Linked DNA regions of Mus musculus: region 2 is linked to region 1. A link is a contact called in ENCODE Hi-C data. All regions are on one chromosome and are shown on one strand. Each heading gives the region's core, a stretch centred on a gene start or an enhancer-like site at or near the end of the contact. The rest is flanking DNA. Distances are from core to core; before and after follow the strand shown. Region 1 overlaps Ghr (growth hormone receptor). Region 2 overlaps Tatdn1 (TatD DNase domain containing 1).

Region 1 (5,047 bases), core at 641-3,140:
TTATATGTTCAAGGTAGGCCTAGTGGGGCACACAGTCTACATCTGCTGCCTTTACATCAGGATGTAGAACTCTTAGCACCTTTCCGGCACCGTGTCTGCCTGTACACTGCCATGTTTCCTGCCATGATGATAATGGACTAAACCTCTGAATCTGTATGCCAGTCCTAATTAAATGCTTCCCTTTATAAGAGTTGCTATGGTTACAGTATCTCTTCCCAGCAATAAATCCCTAACTAAGACAAGTGTTAGCCATTCCCCTATGCCAGGAGCAGGGTTCATGTACAGCATTTATTTTTGCTAAGGTTTTTGTTGCCTTAGCAGGTCAGGGGTAACTGATATTCTTGCTGTTTCTAGCTCCTTACCTTCCCAAAGTGACCACGGGGTGAATTACAACAAATTCCCAGGAGTAAAAAAACCTCAAAACCTACTTTCTCTCATATATTCTATATGCTTAGAATTGTTTAGCAAAACTTGACTCTCAGAGATAAACCAAAGAGTGAAAATTAGCCTTTCACATTATTTTGCAATTGTGTAACATTTGCTGAGTGTTAGAACTGTACGCTGCACATACTCTGAATGGTTTTCTCTTGTGTGACTGTTTGATTTCATCCTCATAAGAACACGACAAGGTAGGTTCAAGTGTGCAATTATCTGGATACAAACAGATGTGAGGCAGAGAATTCAGAGAGTTCTGATTTAAAGCCAGTTGACTTTACCCCCAGAACTTTGCTTGAACCACTACAACAGAGGCAGGAACATGTTAGGCTGCAGGCTGTGGGCTGCGTTATCCACAGCTAGGTTTTGTTTGGCTCAAGAGCCAGCAGTTCTTTGTGGGGCGGGGCATTTGCACCTGGGCAGCTTGCATGGTCTCTGCTAGAAGGGAGCACAGTGCTGCCTTTCCTTTCACTTGCTCAGCTCTGGAGTTTGCATGAAGACAGGGACGTTCTCTTCTAATTTGGACAAGGTTGGGGGGCAGATGAGCTAGTGACATGCATGGTTGCTAACAGTAATGAAACAAATTTCATGGCTTATTCACACGAAATTACAAATGTCTGGCTTCCATGAAAGGGGCACAAAAGGATGAATTAAGACCAAGGCTCCAGGTAATGCGGTTTCTGGTTTCTCTAGGAGGGGCTCAATCCACACATTCCTGGGAAATGCCAGGCAAGCTGTTTTTTGTTTTGTTTTGTTTTGTCTTGTTTTCCCCAAGCTGTGACCTCTGTATAGCACATTCTGGTATTTCCTTTTAAAACCCACTCTTCTCTCCTTCTTATAAATAGTCCACTCATGATGCCACAACTCAGTTCCTCCCTTATGCAAATGAACAGAAAATGTGTAACTTCCCTGAGCTGACTGACTCCCTCAGGTGACCAACAGGGTGGATTCTGTTTTCCTGTGCAAGCTGTTTTGTAGGACACACTGTTCTCTTGTTCCATGCCTGGCAGAGAAAAGAAGAAGGAAAAGGAGAAGGAGAAGGAGAAGGAGAAGGAGAAGGAGAAGGAGAAGGAGAAGGAGAAGGAGAAGGAGAAGGAGAAGAAGGAGAAGGAGAAGGAGAAGGAGAAGGAGAAGGAGAAAAAAAAAAACCACACACATAACTTTGCTCTTGGTGTCTACTGTCTGATAGCTGCTTTGCTTAGAGCACTTCCCTATCTACAGGAAAACTGTGTGCATAGCCATTTGCATGTTAAAGGCATCTGTGTTTGTTGTTGTTGCTTTTGATGGCAAAACAACCATTGCTCAGGCTTGTAGCTTGTGGGCCACTGGCAGAGAAAAGATTTTACTGAGTGAAAGGCCCTCATCTGGTGAGTGCCAGACACTTTCCTTCCCAGCTTGAGCTTCAGCACATGGCCCTTTGTCTCTGCCAAGCCAGTGGGATCCAGTCATTCCACATAGCCTGCCTGTGTCCTAACCACAGGGACGGCTGCCCTGGCCTGCAGAGACACCTGATACACAGTGAGGACACTGACAGCATCATCGCCTGGCCTCAAATCTGGCTAAGGATACACTTAGCCATTGCATTCCTCTCTGGAGCTTCCTTTATTTGACTTAGAGACGGAGGGAAATCGTTTCACCTTTTGGATCTCTGCTTCATGCCCAAGATGCAAATGAGAGCATTGGAACCTCTATTCTATCAAGTTCTTCTGAAGACTTTCAGTGTTTGGACCAGAATTTTGACCTTTGGTTTTTTAAAATAGACTTCTTTAGTGATAATTTTTTCCTACTTTTGTGTCTACAGAAAACATTTACACACACACACACACACACACACACACACACACATGACCAGCTTACTTCAAGAAATTTTCATGTCTCCTTAGAAAAAAGGAAATCCTAAGAGTTGATGAAGTATGTATGCATCAGCTGACATCACCAACCAAGAATCTAAGAAAGAAAGCAAACCTGGCTAGATTGTTATCTGTTTGTCTTTTCTCCTTACCCTGGCCCTCGTTACCTAAAAACGTGACACCTGGATCTCCTGTAGCTATTTTTTGAGCCTAAGGAATAGGTTAACATGATATGGATTATGTGGCAGAAAGCTCATGGCATTGTTGATGGAACTATACAACTTATAATGTGGAAATCTTAATTTGTTTTCTAAGTCTTGGTACCACAATGTATAACAATACTCCTCCTCCCACACAGGGTTTTTATGGGGATTATTTAAATAACACATGCTATGAAATTGCCTCTGAATGTTAGAAATCAGTCAGTCCAATCAACTAACATTATCTTTTTTTTTTTTTTTCTCATTTACCCTTCCATCCATAACTTCAACTCAAGAGGAAACTAACCCAGAGTTACTTGCTACTAGCTAACACTTTAAAACAGGTTTCTGTATAGAGAGAGGCTTTGGACTTGATGGTGGATACCACAGATCTGACCTTGAGTTAATAGGGTCTTAGGAACCTGAAAGAGATTTCCCTTCAACTTCAGCTGCAACTTAAGATAAGCAGGAGGTGGGGCCCTGTCAGGCTGCAGCAGAGAGAAAGCGTGGCCCTGCTGGCAAGGAAACAGAACAAGCTCTAAGGGAAAGTAAGCTCCAGAGCGTCCCCAATCTTCTTACAGTCTAAGATATTTGCCTTCCTGGGAAACACAGCAGAACAGAAAAGTAAAAGGGGTAAGCTCACTGTGTGCTGCCAGGCCCCAGAGGCACAGTCCAAGAGAAGGACCTGTCTCTCTTTCCTCATCGAAAAGCATGCATAATTGATTGATCTCTACGTACACAATCATTTGGGAGTGGATAACTCTTTTTAAAGAAAGTTATATTCTCCTACAATTTCTCTTTTCCCGTCAGTGGGTTTGTGTTTATTTACTTTTTAGACTAAACGACTCTGCTACCTAACTTCCCCTTAAAAGAGAGATTGGCAGAGTTGTCTGTCCAGTCAGATTGTAGGTATTCTCGGTTTTACTTTCCTTGGTGGCGGTCTACATTTCCTTTGCTCACTTGTATATGGAGTGAATAAGTAGCCACAGGTAGTATACCGGGGGAAGGCCTGTGTTCTTGTTAAATAGCCCCAAACTGGTGGCCCACAGCTTTGTAGTCCCTGCTTGCAAGGGACTGTGGGAAACAACACAAGAAATATTTGGTAATAGCTAACTTTTTCTCACCAAGAGTCCTTACCATAGAACAATCTAAACTATAGGATTTGCCTAAAACTTCACCAGTGCGAAAGGCATGGAAGAGAGAAGCGTTCTGACCAGAATGGACTCAGCACCAAGAACAGCCAGATTCAAGAGCTCCAAGGTTAATGTAGAATGTGATAAGCAAGGGAAAGCAGAAAGCGCGACTGGATTTAAGGCTTTTTTTTTCCCTTCAAGATAAACATACTCAAATAAAATAAAATACTCTGTGGACTAGAGCAAGAAGGTTCCTTTTAAGGACTTCAGCTGTTAGGGGTGGATGGAAACCACAGATAAGAATTTCAGCCTTTGACTGTAAGTGCAACAGGACAAGAAGCAGACGTAAAGTCTGGTTTATGGACCGGTAGATGAGCACAGTCTACTGAAGAAGCAGACCCCTCGAGGCATCTTCAAGTCTGGCTCTGAGGCTGCTGGACATTGGTGACGCCATTTTGCTTTCTTCACTGACTTACATGCAAATGTCTCACACAAAATGAATAACTCACATGGGATATGCCACGGGAGAGGCTAAATGCACAGAGAACAAACACAAAGGACACAAATCAGTCAGAGGAGGCAGATCAGGATTGGAAAGCTTTCAGAAAGGCTGGAATTGGTTCACTCTGTGGCTGGGTCATTTGTTCCCATAAATATATTGATTTTTCATTCTCCTTGCTTTGAACCCCTGCCTAAGTTTTCTTTCTCAAGTAGCACTAAGACTTACAAATGGTTTACATTATGCAGTGTTCTAGGCATGCTGTATACACATGTGTCTATTCTGTTGATCTTTACAATCCCATGACTAGGGTAGAGATGAGATATCTGAAGCCAAGAGATTTCCAACAATATTCTCTGAGTTTATGCAGCTAGCAAGTGATGTGACTCGGAGTGCAATACAGATATTGTGGCTCCAGACTGTGTGCTCAGCCAGCATCTTATTCCAAGGCCATAGGTCATCTCCCTCATCTCAAAGCTGGCATTTGACCAGACCAGAGGCCTCAGAGCAATAGTCGCACTTCACCCTCTGAAGTATATGAGCATATATTTGGTCATTTTCTCAAGAAAGTTGTCTAGTGCAACTTTTAGATACAATTACCAATTTGTAGAAACCAAGGACATTCAGAAACAAGCAGAAAGGCACATGTGGAAACAATCTACACATGCCAGCCAGTATGGATTTTGCCAAGACCTCAACTCAGTTTCTTCAGTAAATAAATTTCAGAGATAGAGTTAAAAAGAGAGAGGGAGGGGGAGGGGGAAGGAAGCAAAGAGGAGCAAGATGAGGATTTGACCTACAGATTAAAAGTGGCTTAAAAGATTTTTAATCATTACAACATGTGAGTGTTATTTGGAAGCCTATTTAAACAAAATATTAAAGTGTAAGCTATATTATTTATGAGACAATTATAACTTGAGCATTATCTGA
Region 2 (4,574 bases), core at 1,454-3,953, about 55 Mb after region 1:
TGGGGAGGGCAGAGACAGGGAGACAGAGATGGTGGGGAGAACTTATATACAAGAAACAATAAAAGTAAAAGAAATTTTAAAAAAAGCAATTGTCACACCATTCACATCAGTTAAACAGGCAGAAAGGACTGAGACCGTATTTTCTCCTGCTCTAGGTAATGTGTGTAATCAAAACCAGTAACTAACAGTAGGGCTTATTTAGCAATGAATTCACATCACTGTCCATGGATAACTATGTTATACAGCTGCTAGCAAGATTTGTAACACCAAGCAGAAGAATTCCTTGGAAAATACACATGGGTCAGCAACTGGCAGGGTGACCCACTAGGTAAAGGTGCTAAGCCCTTAACATTTCCAGTGAACAACAACAATGAAAAATCCCTTCACTAATATGAAGGTAATTTAAAGTGTGATCTCTTATAAACTAATTCAGAGAACTATATATAGTACTTTATTTAGCAACTTATTAAAGCCAAATATTTTGGTTGCTTTTGCTGTTCCTGGTATTAACTTTTTGAAATGATAGACTCATCCAAGTAAAGACTTACTTAGAAATAAAGAGGAGTGAGCAGTGGAGTCCAGAATGACAACCCATGCCGTCAGTAATGCCCAGGACGTTAGCTAAAACCCATGCTGTCAGTAATGCCCAGGTCATTAATTAAAGCCTTTCTCAATTCCTAAGTATAGCTGCTAAAGGGAAAATTACAGTCAGTAAACTCCAGAGGAGATGTGCACAGTAGCATGAACATGACAGCAGTACAGAGCACAGCCCTATCACTAGTGGGATGTAGCACCAAGCAGAGCTAAGCGTAAAAAACAGACGGCAACAGTCAGCGAGATGATTGACTGGGTGAAGATGCTAAGCCTGGTCAGTCCCGTGACCAACTCTGCAGTTATTCTGACCTCCACACGAATACCATGGCACATATGTGTACATGTACACACACACACTAAACATATTAAAAACACACATGTATTCCACAACATTCCAAAAAGGAATATATGTCATAAAGTATCCAAGCAAAGAAATGTATTACAGCAAAAATTTAGGGTTAGATTAACGTTCTTCCACTGATACATGGAACTGTGACCTAAATAACAATCTTTACTCCCAAAGGATGGTCACTGAACCTCTCCTGAAATTGTATATGAAATTTTGTGTACGTGAGCATTTTTAAAACACAGATTATCTACTCAAGTTCATGATCCAACTGACTAGAAGTCACTACCATGGCTGTCACAGTGCAGTGAGAGTAGAGAATATATATTGGAAATGTCTCAGGAGGAAGGACTAAAAGGACCACACAAGAAACATTTAAGAGGAAAATATATCACGGAAGATGAGCCATCATTAGAGGGAAGAGAACGACTACCAGCTAGCAAATTAGGAAAGGAAACTTGGTCTGGCAGTGGTGGCACACACCTTTAATCCCAGCAATTGGGAGGCAGAGGTAGGCGGATTTCTGAGTTTGAAGCCAGCCTGGTCTACAGAGTGAGTTCCCAGGACAGCCAGGGCTATACAGAGAAACCCTGACTCAAAACAAACAAACAAACAAACAAACGGGCTGCACAGAGAGAGAAACTCTGTCTCAAAAAAACAAATAAAACAAAAAAAAGGAAAGAAAAGAGAGAGAGAAAGAGAAAGAAAGAAAGAAAGAAAGAAAGGGAGAAAGAAAGGAAAGAAAGAAAGAAAGAAAGAAAGAAAGAAAGAAAGAAAAGAAAAGAAAACCTGAAAGAAACAATGGAATAGTCTAAGACATCGTGAAAATCGATTTGATTAGAGAACAGCAAAGGCCAGCTCTCAGGCTTACTGCACAGTGGGAAAAGACGATTCACATTTGTTTCTCCTAAGTAGAATTCAGTACTCATTCTTGTACTTTAAGCAAAATAAATGTAACTAAAAGTATTACTTGTTTGTACACCATCATGCCCATAAATCTTAGAGCAATTTACACGCCCTTCAACTGAGAAACTTGATAACTTTACTTTTGCTATCTGAATTACCTGAAGCTGACCTAATAGCAAAGACATTTTTGTATAGCCCATATTTAAACAATTATCGTACACTTACCACTCCACCCACATACCGGTCTCTATTTCTTCTCATAATATCTGTGAATTAAAAAGAAAATTCAGGCAAGTGGCCTAATTGACTCATAGTTTTTAAAATGTAATGATACTTCATTTTTAACTCACCTAAAAACTCAGTATGTGAATTGCGACAATGAAGAAACATTGGTAATTGTGTTTGTTCTGACAGTTCAAATTGTTTTTCAAAATATCTGCACAAAGCAAAAAAAATTGCCACACCAAAATTTTTATTTTAGCATGAGACATATATCAAATAATTTTTGAGTAAAGGAATTTTACTATCTGGAAATGGCAATATGAAAGCAGTGAATTCAGATATTAACAACACAAGCTTCTTTCCTGCCACTTAATTTTTAGAAAGGGATGCTTCATTTACCAGGATTACAAACTTTCACAATGCCCTTTGTTGTTCTATGACTTTATTAACTAATGTTTGGGTTTTTAAATCACTTTTTCAGATTCTGCTGGGCTAGAATAAGCTGAAGTAATTTTGTTTTAGTTAAAGTGAGGACAGTTTGCAAGTTAGAAAACATAAAACCTTGAAAGAAAAGATTAGGAATTACTAGTAGTGGCGAGGGACATTGCCAGATGGGCAGAGTCCTTGCCAACATGCACAAAGCCCTGGGCTGAATCTCCAGCACTGCATGAAAGCAAGCGTGGTAGCTCAGGACTGTGATTTCAGCACCCGCAAGGTGAAGACACACATCACAAGTTTAAGGTGATCTTCAACTACCCAATTAGTTTGAGGACAACCAGGCCCATATGAAACCTGTTTCAAAACAAAAAACAAAACAAAACAAAACAAAAAAACCCCAAAACACAAGTACTAGCCACCTATTCCATAGCCACTAAAGCAGTACATATGCCAACATCCAGTGTGTGGGGGAAGGGGGGTGTCACGGAGGGCCCGTGCCAAGGCATCCCTTTCCCCTTAGGGACCAGATGGTATAGAATAGAGTTTATTCAGGGCATGGGGAGGGGAGTTAGGAGGGCAGCAGAGGCAGAGAGAAGGGGGGAGTAGAGAAGTAGAGGTGGGCCATGGTCACCCGGAGAGAGGGGGAAGGGAATGAGGAACAAAGGGAAAGAGGCAAGAGAACAAGAGAGAGAGAGAGAGAGAGGAGGGGCAAGCAGCCCCTTTTATAGTGGGCCAGGCCTACCTGGCTGTTGCCAGGTATCTGTGGGGGTAGAGTCCAGACAGAATACCAACAAATATGATCATACAGGTAGCTTCAGCCACACGCTGCAGATAATGACCTCCATGTGGTCACCATGCACAACTCTGTGGCCCAGCCACATGACCAAGTCACAATTTTATAGAACCAAACAGTTCTATAAGAAAGTAGCTTTCTGTCACAGAATAGCCAAAGATATAATTCTCTAAAATTATCAGAAGCATGCCAGGCAGTGGTGGCGCACACCTTTAATCCCAATACTCTGGAGGCAGAGGCAGGCGGATGGCTTGAGTTCAAGGCCAGCCTGGTCTATAGAGTGAGGGCCAGGACAGCCAGGGCTACACAAAGAAACCCCGTCTTGAAAAACCAAAAATAAAATAAATAACATAAATACATATGATGTGCCCTGAGAATTTTATGAAATTCAAGAAAAGAAAGATCCCTAAGCTAGATAGATATCATTAAGAGGTCGTGGGGTGGGGGTGGGGGGACAGAGGGAAGGATATGGAGAGACAGCTCAGTGGTTAAGAGCAATGGTTCATTTAAGAAGCTGGGGTGGGTGGGTGGTAAGGTGGCTCAACAGGAAGGACACTGTCTGCATGGTAAAGAAAGGCTGGCACCTGAGTTCACCTCCCAGAGCCCACATCAAAGTAGGACTTGGGAACTATGTGCATGAAGTGGCCCTGGGACCACCACTCGCACAGCATGGCATGCATGCCCCCTCACAAAAATAAAAGAGGAATCTTAAGAAAGAAAATTTCCATGTGGTAAAACTAATCGAAACACTCCAACAGTACAAACTGAGGATAACAGGTATATAACATCAAATAACTGGTATTTTAAAAAGGAAAACAAACAAAACCAGCCACCAAATAACAAGTTACAGAGCAGAACTGACAACTGTCAAAATTTCTTACATCTGTACATTTTATCAAAGCTCTATTTTCCTCCAGTTGAATCACTGCTTTCTGACAGCTTGGGTCAACACTAAGGACAGCTTGAAATGTCAGTGTCAGAGCAGCTGTTACTGGCGAGGACTGAGACGTGCCAAAACGCAGTGAGTGACACAGTAGCTGTGAGCCTCTCCCAGCTGGCTGACAGCCTGGGTGGCCTCGATCCTTTTCCAGAGAACCTTAAATATCCCTGGAATCATTCTGAAATCTTGTCTGATAGCTGATTTTTAAAAAAGACCTACATAATATCAGTATTTTAAAGCCCCAAGAAAAATGCCCAGAGCAATATTTCCTCCTATATGGGAGAACAGAGCTCCGCCTTGTGAAAGGAAGAAGTGTACCAGGGCAGCAGGAGACA

What was found. Hi-C counts contacts between places; a loop is a spot of excess contacts on that map.
Region 2: a map of regulatory T cell shows a loop between it and region 1 (94-fold over the local background). The contact joins two enhancer-like sites. A Hi-C loop is called at or near these places in 3 of 37 maps with a recorded cell type or tissue (T-helper 1 cell, T-helper 17 cell and regulatory T cell).

Annotation. Positions count from the first base shown.
Region 1 is chr15:3,507,429-3,512,475 of GRCm38, forward strand. The region is part of intron 1 of Ghr (growth hormone receptor); the gene reads right to left. Among named protein-coding and RNA genes, the nearest start is that of Ghr, 73 kb to the right of the region's middle. Within about 2 kb of position 1,891, at least 1 of the 3 ENCODE cell types and tissues checked has a DNase peak (open chromatin) inside an H3K27ac peak, as active enhancers do.
Region 2 is chr15:58,914,081-58,918,654 of GRCm38, forward strand. Tatdn1 (TatD DNase domain containing 1) reads right to left here. Exons shown (of 12, transcript NM_001368428.1): 7 at 2,197-2,282; 8 at 2,072-2,112. Among named protein-coding and RNA genes, the nearest start is that of Gm36559, 17 kb to the right of the region's middle. Within about 2 kb of position 2,704, at least 1 of the 3 ENCODE cell types and tissues checked has a DNase peak (open chromatin) inside an H3K27ac peak, as active enhancers do.